2 separate regions of the Homo sapiens genome follow, and region 2 is linked to region 1. A link is a contact called in ENCODE Hi-C or POLR2A ChIA-PET data. All regions are on one chromosome and are shown on one strand. Each heading gives the region's core, a stretch centred on a gene start or an enhancer-like site at or near the end of the contact. The rest is flanking DNA. Distances are from core to core; before and after follow the strand shown.

What was found. A loop is a pair of places that touch in the nucleus more often than their neighbours do. ChIA-PET counts read pairs that join two places held with the same protein, here RNA polymerase II (POLR2A).
Region 2: a map of endothelial cell of umbilical vein shows a loop between it and region 1 (7-fold over the local background). The contact joins two enhancer-like sites. A Hi-C loop is called at or near these places in 3 of 168 maps with a recorded cell type or tissue (Caco-2, Calu3 and endothelial cell of umbilical vein). POLR2A ChIA-PET finds 5 or more read pairs at or near these places in 4 of 52 experiments (AG04450, HepG2 and WTC11).

Annotation. Positions count from the first base shown.
Region 1 is chr2:27,751,662-27,755,295 of GRCh38, forward strand. No RefSeq gene overlaps it. Among named protein-coding and RNA genes, the nearest start is that of MRPL33, 18 kb to the right of the region's middle. RefSeq lists an enhancer at 959-1,577. Within about 2 kb of position 1,376, at least 10 of the 41 ENCODE cell types and tissues checked have a DNase peak (open chromatin) inside an H3K27ac peak, as active enhancers do.
Region 2 is chr2:27,918,493-27,922,597 of GRCh38, forward strand. The region is part of intron 2 of BABAM2 (BRISC and BRCA1 A complex member 2); the gene reads left to right. Among named protein-coding and RNA genes, the nearest start is that of BABAM2-AS1, 29 kb to the left of the region's middle. Within about 2 kb of position 2,184, at least 6 of the 41 ENCODE cell types and tissues checked have a DNase peak (open chromatin) inside an H3K27ac peak, as active enhancers do.

The DNA.
Region 1 (3,634 bases), core at 126-2,625:
TCCCCTTGTTTGCAAGGACTCCTGAGAATTCACACACATCCTGGGTGTCCTCCCTGCCAGTCACCAGCTCAATCCTGCTGGTGCCCACTGCAGAAACAGACCCCTCTCTTTTTTTTTTTTTTTTTTTTTTTGAGATGAAGTCTTACTCTGTCACCCAGGCTGGAGTGCAGTGGCGCCATCTCAGCTCACTGCTATCTCCACCTCCTGGGTTAAAGCGATTCTTCTGCCTCAGTCTCCCGAGTAGCTAGGATTACAGGCTCCTGCCACCACACTCAGCTAATTTTTTTGTATTTTTAGTAGAGACAGGGTTTCACCATGTTGGCCAGGCTGGTCTCGAACTCCTGACCTCAAGCGATCCGCCCGTCTCGGCCTTCCAAATTGTTGGGATTATAGGTGTGAGCCACCATGCCCAGCCCAAGCCCCTCTCTTAAGTTCTCCAAGCACAGCTTTAACAAAACTCCCCATAACCTCTGCAGAGATGCCATTCTCTCTCAAAGAAAGCCACATTTTACAGTGACTAAGAGGAGCCTGTGGCCTCACGTTGTCCTGCATTGCACTGTCTCCTTTCCAGAAAAGGTTCACGTTTTATCCTTGCATAACCCAAAGACCTATTAAAATCTTTTCCTAAAAACAAAAGGGATTATTCCCACAAGAGCAAGTTGCTTCCACCTCCACCGGAGACAAAGAAATTGGAATCAAAACCCCAAGCCCATGTGGCTCAGAATAGCAGTTTGCTCTTTTTTTCTTGCCATTGCTTTTTTCAAAAATAGCGGAGGCCATTTTTTGCACACCACATTCTATACCTGTTTGGAAACCAAAGGCTGAGTCTGAAAGAGGGTCAGGGACTGGGCTGGGAAGGGAAGGCTGCAGGAGAGACTCAGGAAGAGGGAGTGAGGTCAATGAACACAGCAACCGCCAGTTTTTCCAAGACTGAGACCTTTTATCGTGGAGTCAGATGTGGGGAGAGGGGGCCAGGCGTCAGCTAGCTGTGGGATCACGGGCAAGTCTTGGAGGTGCCTCTTCCAGCTTCAAATCTCTGTGTACTTTGGGGAGGCAGGGGGTTTGCTTCCCAGGTGCAGGCTTGCACCTGCCTCTTTCTGGATTGCATCAGAGCTGCTCAGGACTCATTTCCCCACCCCCACAGGCGCCTACAGCTCCCTCCCCCTCCCATAACTTATTAGCTACAGATAACATCCCTTTGTTCTCCCAGTGACTCCACACCCACAGAAGGAGAGGGGGATGAAGAAATCTGCCAGGAGGGTGCCTCCCGCCAGTATCTGATGAAGGTAAGAGGTAAGAGGCTGCCCGTTTACTGCTTGTGCCTTCCAGGGAAGCTTCTTCCCCAGGGCCACTACCCGTTTCGGGAGGCGTTTCTGGGCTAGGCTTCCTGGCAGGGGAGGCTCTCAGGCACTGGGGCCGCTGAGGGTATGTGGTGAAGCGCTTGGCTTGGAAATCTTTGCCTTAGGGACTCATTAAGAATTTTTTCAGGGAATCCTCGTCGGGTGTCTTCCAATGGCTTCCCACCAGGTTACAGTCAGGCCGAAACTTCTTTTTTTTTTTTTGAGATGGAGTCTCGCTCTGTCGCCCAGGCTGGAGTGCAGTGGCGCGATCTCGGCTCACTGCAAGCTCCGCCTCCCAGGTTCACAGCATTCTCCTGCCTCAGCCACCCGCGTGCCCGGCATGGCCCAAACTTCTTAGCCTTTTTTGCCAGTCCTTTTCCCAGACCCACTGAGCTCCAGTTACATAGAACCACGTGCGATTTCCTTGAAAATATTATGCATTTTCATGCTTCCGTGACTACTTTGCATATGCTGTTTCCTTTGCCTGGAGTGCCCCCTACCACTTCTCTTCTTAAAGAACTCCTATTCATCCTTCAAGACCCTACTCAAAAGTCAGGTTCTTTTTCAAAGCCTTGCTTGACTTCTCAGACAGGGTGGGATGCTCTGTGCTCTAGGCACAGGGTTCCTTCCCTGGCTCATCTGGGATTAGGGTAATTATTAGAATTTACATGTTTATCTTCCTTCTAGTTGTTCCTCCAGGGCAGGGACTGTCATTCACCTTTGCAAATGTGGTGTACAGCACAGTGCCAGGCCCTCGTAATTCCTCAGCCAGTATTTGTGGCAGGATAAACACAATTTCTTCTGGATTTATTGTAATTTTGAGTAGCATTAAGAGAATGCTTTTGTCTCTGTGGACATTCCCTGGCCTCCAGTGGCATCTCTCCAGACAAAGGTCACATATTTGTGAATCTGTATATTCACACAGCATCAGCATGTCACTTCTCAGGTATTTTACATCTGATTTATTTATTTTACACATTAACCCTATGGGTGGTTGTTATTGTTGCCATCATAAAATAAAGAGATCGAGATGCTAAGAGATTAAGTACCATGTTCAAGGTATCAGCACTTGGATGGCAGAGCTGGGACCTGAAACCAGGTATTCTGGCTGCAAAATCTTTTATCTACATCTGAGTTTCTGAGTAAGTGGTCTTTGAATCAGTAGGTCAGCGTCCCCTGGGGACTTGTTAGACAACCCAAAACTCCAAGGGTGGGGCCCAGCAATCTGTTTCAACCAGCCCTGCAGGTCATTCTATCCTCAAGTTAACACTGGCCTGTGCCACAGCTGCTCCAGTAGCTGTCCACAGCCATGGGAGGGCGCTCCAAGGCCGACTTTCACCACTGGGAACCTGTCAGGCACAGCAGAAGGCAAGAAAATGCATGAACTGGGAATTAGGCGGCAGAGTTCTAGTCCTGCCAGTTCTGCAATTATTGGTTGAGTGATTTGGAGCACATTATTTAATGTTTAACCTCCCTGGGCCTCAGTTTTCTCATCTGTAAAATGAGGATGATGACTAAATGTTCTCATCTCTAATTTCCCTTTAAATTCTGTTATTCAGCTCTCCTTTGGAGTAATATGTTGTCTGTGCCAAGGATGGAATGAAAACAGAGTATGATGGCTCATCTTGACTTTTTCCTTACTTACAAATGGAGAGCCCCAAAGTCCAAATCCTTGGACCAGCTATCCCCCAACTTCCTCCTTAGGGGCAGAAGGTGAGAGCAAGCAAACATTTGAGTTGATTCATGAAACTTTACTGGGCAAAGAATAGAAAATGTTGGTTTGGACCCTCCTTCACTATCTGGGGCCCCTCCACATGAGCTCCTTCACCGATCCGTCTCCTTCAGCTGCTTCCCCACTGTGACTCTACCAGCCCCTCTCTATCCCCCCTTCAAGCCTGAGCACTTTCCCTGCACCCCCACCTGGAGTTGCCCAATTCACATGCTCTTGTTTATTCACTGCTCTTCTGAGGAAGGGTGGGGTTGGTGTCAGGGTGACTTACTAGGTTTGACAGGGGCTTGGTGGCCTCATGGGGAGCCCCTCAGACGCTGGCTTCACATGGCCCCTCCTGCTGGCTTCACATGGACCCAACGGCCCTCCCTGGAGCCCACCTCACAGTGGATGGGACTGTACCTACTGGGCACTGGTGGGGCCCAGCATTCAGCTGACGGCTGAAAAAACCTCCGGTCTACATTGGGCTAAAAGGGAGGAAGAATGTTTCTTGCCCTTTTGAGATGTTTGCAAAAATCCCCAAAAAGCAATTGTGTTGTCAGAGTACAGCCTTGAATCAGAAAGG
Region 2 (4,105 bases), core at 934-3,433, 170 kb after region 1:
TAATGTATAGTACTACATTTTGTTTATCCATTCATCCATGGATGGACACTTGGATTGCTTCTACCTTTTGTTTATTGTAAATAATCCTATCAAGTTTTTGTTCTTCAAGATCATCTGATCTATTCTAGGTTCTTGGCATTCCATTTGTATTTTAGAATCTGCCTTTCAGATTGCAGATCAATTTAGGGAGAACTTACAACTTTTCATTATGAGTCTTTTTTTTTCTCACTCCGTGGCTCAGGCTGGAGAGCAGTGATGTGATGATGGCTCACTGCAGTCTTGACCTCCCTGGCTCAGGCGATCCTCCCACCTCAGACTCCCAAGTAGCTGGTACTACAGGCACATGCCACCATGCCCACTAACTTTTTGGTATTTTTTGTAGAGACAGGGTTTCTCCATGTTGCCCAGGCTGGTCTTAAACTTTTGAGCTCAAGTGATCCACCTGACTTGGCCTTCTAACGTGCTAAGATTACAGGCATGAGCCACTGTGCCCGGCCTCATTATGAGTCTTTTAATCCATGAACATGATATCTCTGTTCATTTATTTGTTTACTTATTTTCTTCTTAATAATAGCTTTCTGCATAGAGATCTTGCACATCTATTGTAACATTTATTTCTATATATTTGATCATTTGATATTATTTTAGATGGCATCTTTCTAAAAGTTTTATTTTCTGACAGTTGATGGTATATGGAAATACAATAGACTTCTATGTATGCTCTAACAACTTTGCTAAACCCACATATTCATTCCAATAGTGCATATGAACATTTACAAAATTTTCTATGTTCACAGTCACATTTTCTGCAAAAAAGTAAGTTCTGTTTCTTCTTTTCCAATTTTTATACTCCTTATTTCCTCCATCCTGGCTAAGACCTCCAGTACAATGTTGAATTAAAGTGATGAGAGTTGGTATTCTTGTCTCATCCTCTATCTCAAAGAAAAAAATTTTAATGTTTTGTTTTTAAGTATGATGTTGCTTTAAGTTTTTTGTAGATAGCTTTGATCACATTAAGGAAGTTCCCTTTTATCCCAGTTTATAGAGAGCTTTTAAAATTATGAATGGATGTTTAATTTCATCAAACACTTGTACTTATTAAGATAATCCTATCAATTTCCTCTTATTCTCTTAGCAGAGTTAATTAAATGCACATATTAGAAAAGAAGAAAGGTTGAAAATTAATAAGCTAAGCATCTATCTGAAAAAGTTAAAGGATTTTTTCCCGATCCTAGTTAGCTGTTAAAAACTGTATGTGAGCCCATCATTCCTACTGAAACCATATTGTAATTTAAACCACATTTTTGTTATAGGGACACCTACCAACATTTAAAAATACTTCCTACTCTAAAGTAGAGTTGAAGTTTATCATTTATAAATGGAGATATGGCATAGAAGCTGAGAATAACAGTTGACGCCACATGAACTGGCAAACACATTTTCTTGAATATTTTAATTTTGTAATTTTTAAAACATTCTGGGCTGAGTCACTTATTTTGGTGATGGCATTTTGGAATCCTATGCTAAGAATTAAATGTATCATTTTTTCTAGGAGGGTCTAGCCATAGTTTTTAGGCTTTAGAGATAGAATGTACTTGATGTATCAAGAATATCATATGTCATCAAATGCATAGCCCCATTCCCCTGAAAATCAACCGAGAAAATCTATCTGAATGCAATTTTGTCTTCTTTTACCGATTTTAATTTGTCCTTTTTGCTTGTAAAAAGGTCTAAGACTTGACCTTGTGGATTTGGTCTGGCCAGTCAGATGGGGTATAATTATAGCCCTTTCAAGGCTGAATATGTAAGATTCCATGAACCAGTTCAGATGCCTTTGCAGATAAAATGCTCATGTTTTAGATTATTTAGATAGATGTTAAGATACCCTTTGTCAGTCTTCCAGCTTCTTTACTGCTGCATCCAGTCTAGAAACCATGATAATTTTTGAAACTGAGTAATCTATGTTAGATTTAATTCAGAGAAAATAAATTCTAAAAGATGAAAATGTAGTTAATATTAGTTAACAGTAATTTACTGTAATATGTGACTTTTTTTTAAAAGGTGGTTATTGATCTTTGAGCATATTTTATTTGAGAGTCACTTGTTATTTTAGGTTGCCAAAGTTGAAGACTTCCTTCTCAGCTGATGTTAAATATTGTTGGTTTAGCACAAACGTCACTATCAAGAAAACAGGAAGCTATGTAGGACACATGCCAAATGGTAAATTAATAGTCAGGGTAAAGGAAACTGACGTAGACTCAGGGAAGGAACCCTGGACTCATCTACTTTGTTCTTTTTAGGTGGCTTGAAGAATAGAAATGGTCTAAGTCATTATTTTTTTCCAGACAGTGTATCAAAAAACAGGGTTAGCCCTATTAAGCCAGAAAGAATATATTTTCTTATATTTTGCATTATTTTAAAACTGCTAATGTTTTAAAGGTTGTAGAATATCTTCATATAGCTTTGTTAATCTAGATTAGTTCTTGGCTGTCACTAAAAAGCCTATAAAGTATAGTAAAATTTGCCTACTTTTATTTTTTTATAGTGAAACCTTAACATTTGAGTCGGATCTCAGTAACTAGGAACAAATGATAATTTAAAGAGGAGTCAAATCCAAATTTACCTTTCATTATTTACTTAAACTTTATATATATAGTTTGCTAAATCAGTGAACAGTGTCATCATTGTAGAGTCTGTGTCAAGTTACGGGGGGCTTGTTCCCTCTCTTGTAGCCTTGATTTATGTGTTTACAGTTTTTATACTTATTACTGATAAATAATTTTCTTTTCATTAGAACGCATGTAATAGAACTTCTTTTTGGCAATATTTTGTCATCTTTTACTTCTCATTTTTCTAGGTACTTAATAAAATATCATTTGTTGAAAACATTTATAGTTCACCAATTATGAGATTTATAGTTATAAATCTTTATAAGCCACTAATTATGATTTATAATTCACTAATCATAAGATATTAATCTGATGGTTTTCTCTTAAATTATTGAGAGATGGTTTAATGTAGTAATTAAGAAAGTGGGCCATGGAGGCAGACATCCTGGGTTTGGATCCCAGCTCTGTCACTCACTAGCAAGTTACATAAGCATCTACGTGCCTCAGTGCCCTCATCTGTAAATTGGGGTAATAACAGCACCTATCTTGGAAGGTTGCTGTAAGTTTAAATAGTTTAATATAATTAAAGAGCTTAGAATAGTGCCTGCCACATTAGTAAATGCCCGACAAATATTAGCTGCTGTTATTTGTTTATTGTGGAAATATAATAATTATAGGTAATAACTTAAAGTTTAAATTCTGAGTTGTGTGTACAGTTCTTCAAAGGGAAAACCTTCCACAAATAATCACACTTTTGCCTTTCTTGGAGGTGAGGATGAGCACATCATCCCAATTCCAGTTAAATCAACAGTCTTTTTTTCTTGTTGTTGTTTTTAATCATGAAAAGAGTACAACACTAGGAGTCAAGATATATGCATTCATTCAGCAAACCTTTATCCTCCTACATAGTTGTTGGAGTGTTCACCTCCTGGATATCAGTGCTAGACACTGGAGATTTAAAGATGCCTAGGCCATGGAGACTAAGATATGGTTAGCGTGTCCTGTAAGTGGTTTCCAATCCCAGAGTGCCAGTGAGACCCTTTGCTCTTTGATGTCATCATCTGTAAAATGACAGTTCTTGAACTTAGTTTATGAGTGTTAGTAATATGCTAAAATTTCATCAGTGCTGGATACTTAGCACTGTGCTAGGTGCTATACTAGGACTTACTTAAAAAGGAGTATAACATAGCGCTTGACACTAGAATCTTATGATCTGGTTGGGAAAACAAGCCACAAGGAGAAAAATAGACAAATAATACTGGGAGTCATGTGATTAAATGTAAAATAAGAGACTCAACAGATGAGAATGTGCGAAGGTTCTTACGCTCAGCATTTTATTGCGTCAATGATTAACTGCCATTTCTGTAATAAAGTACTAGATTAAACTACCTCCTTTGATGCTATCAAGAATTCCCGCTTGATAATTCCCACTTTCATAATCTGTATAATGTGAGTTTAACTCCCTTTGTTCACTCACATGTTAAACTTTAAAATAG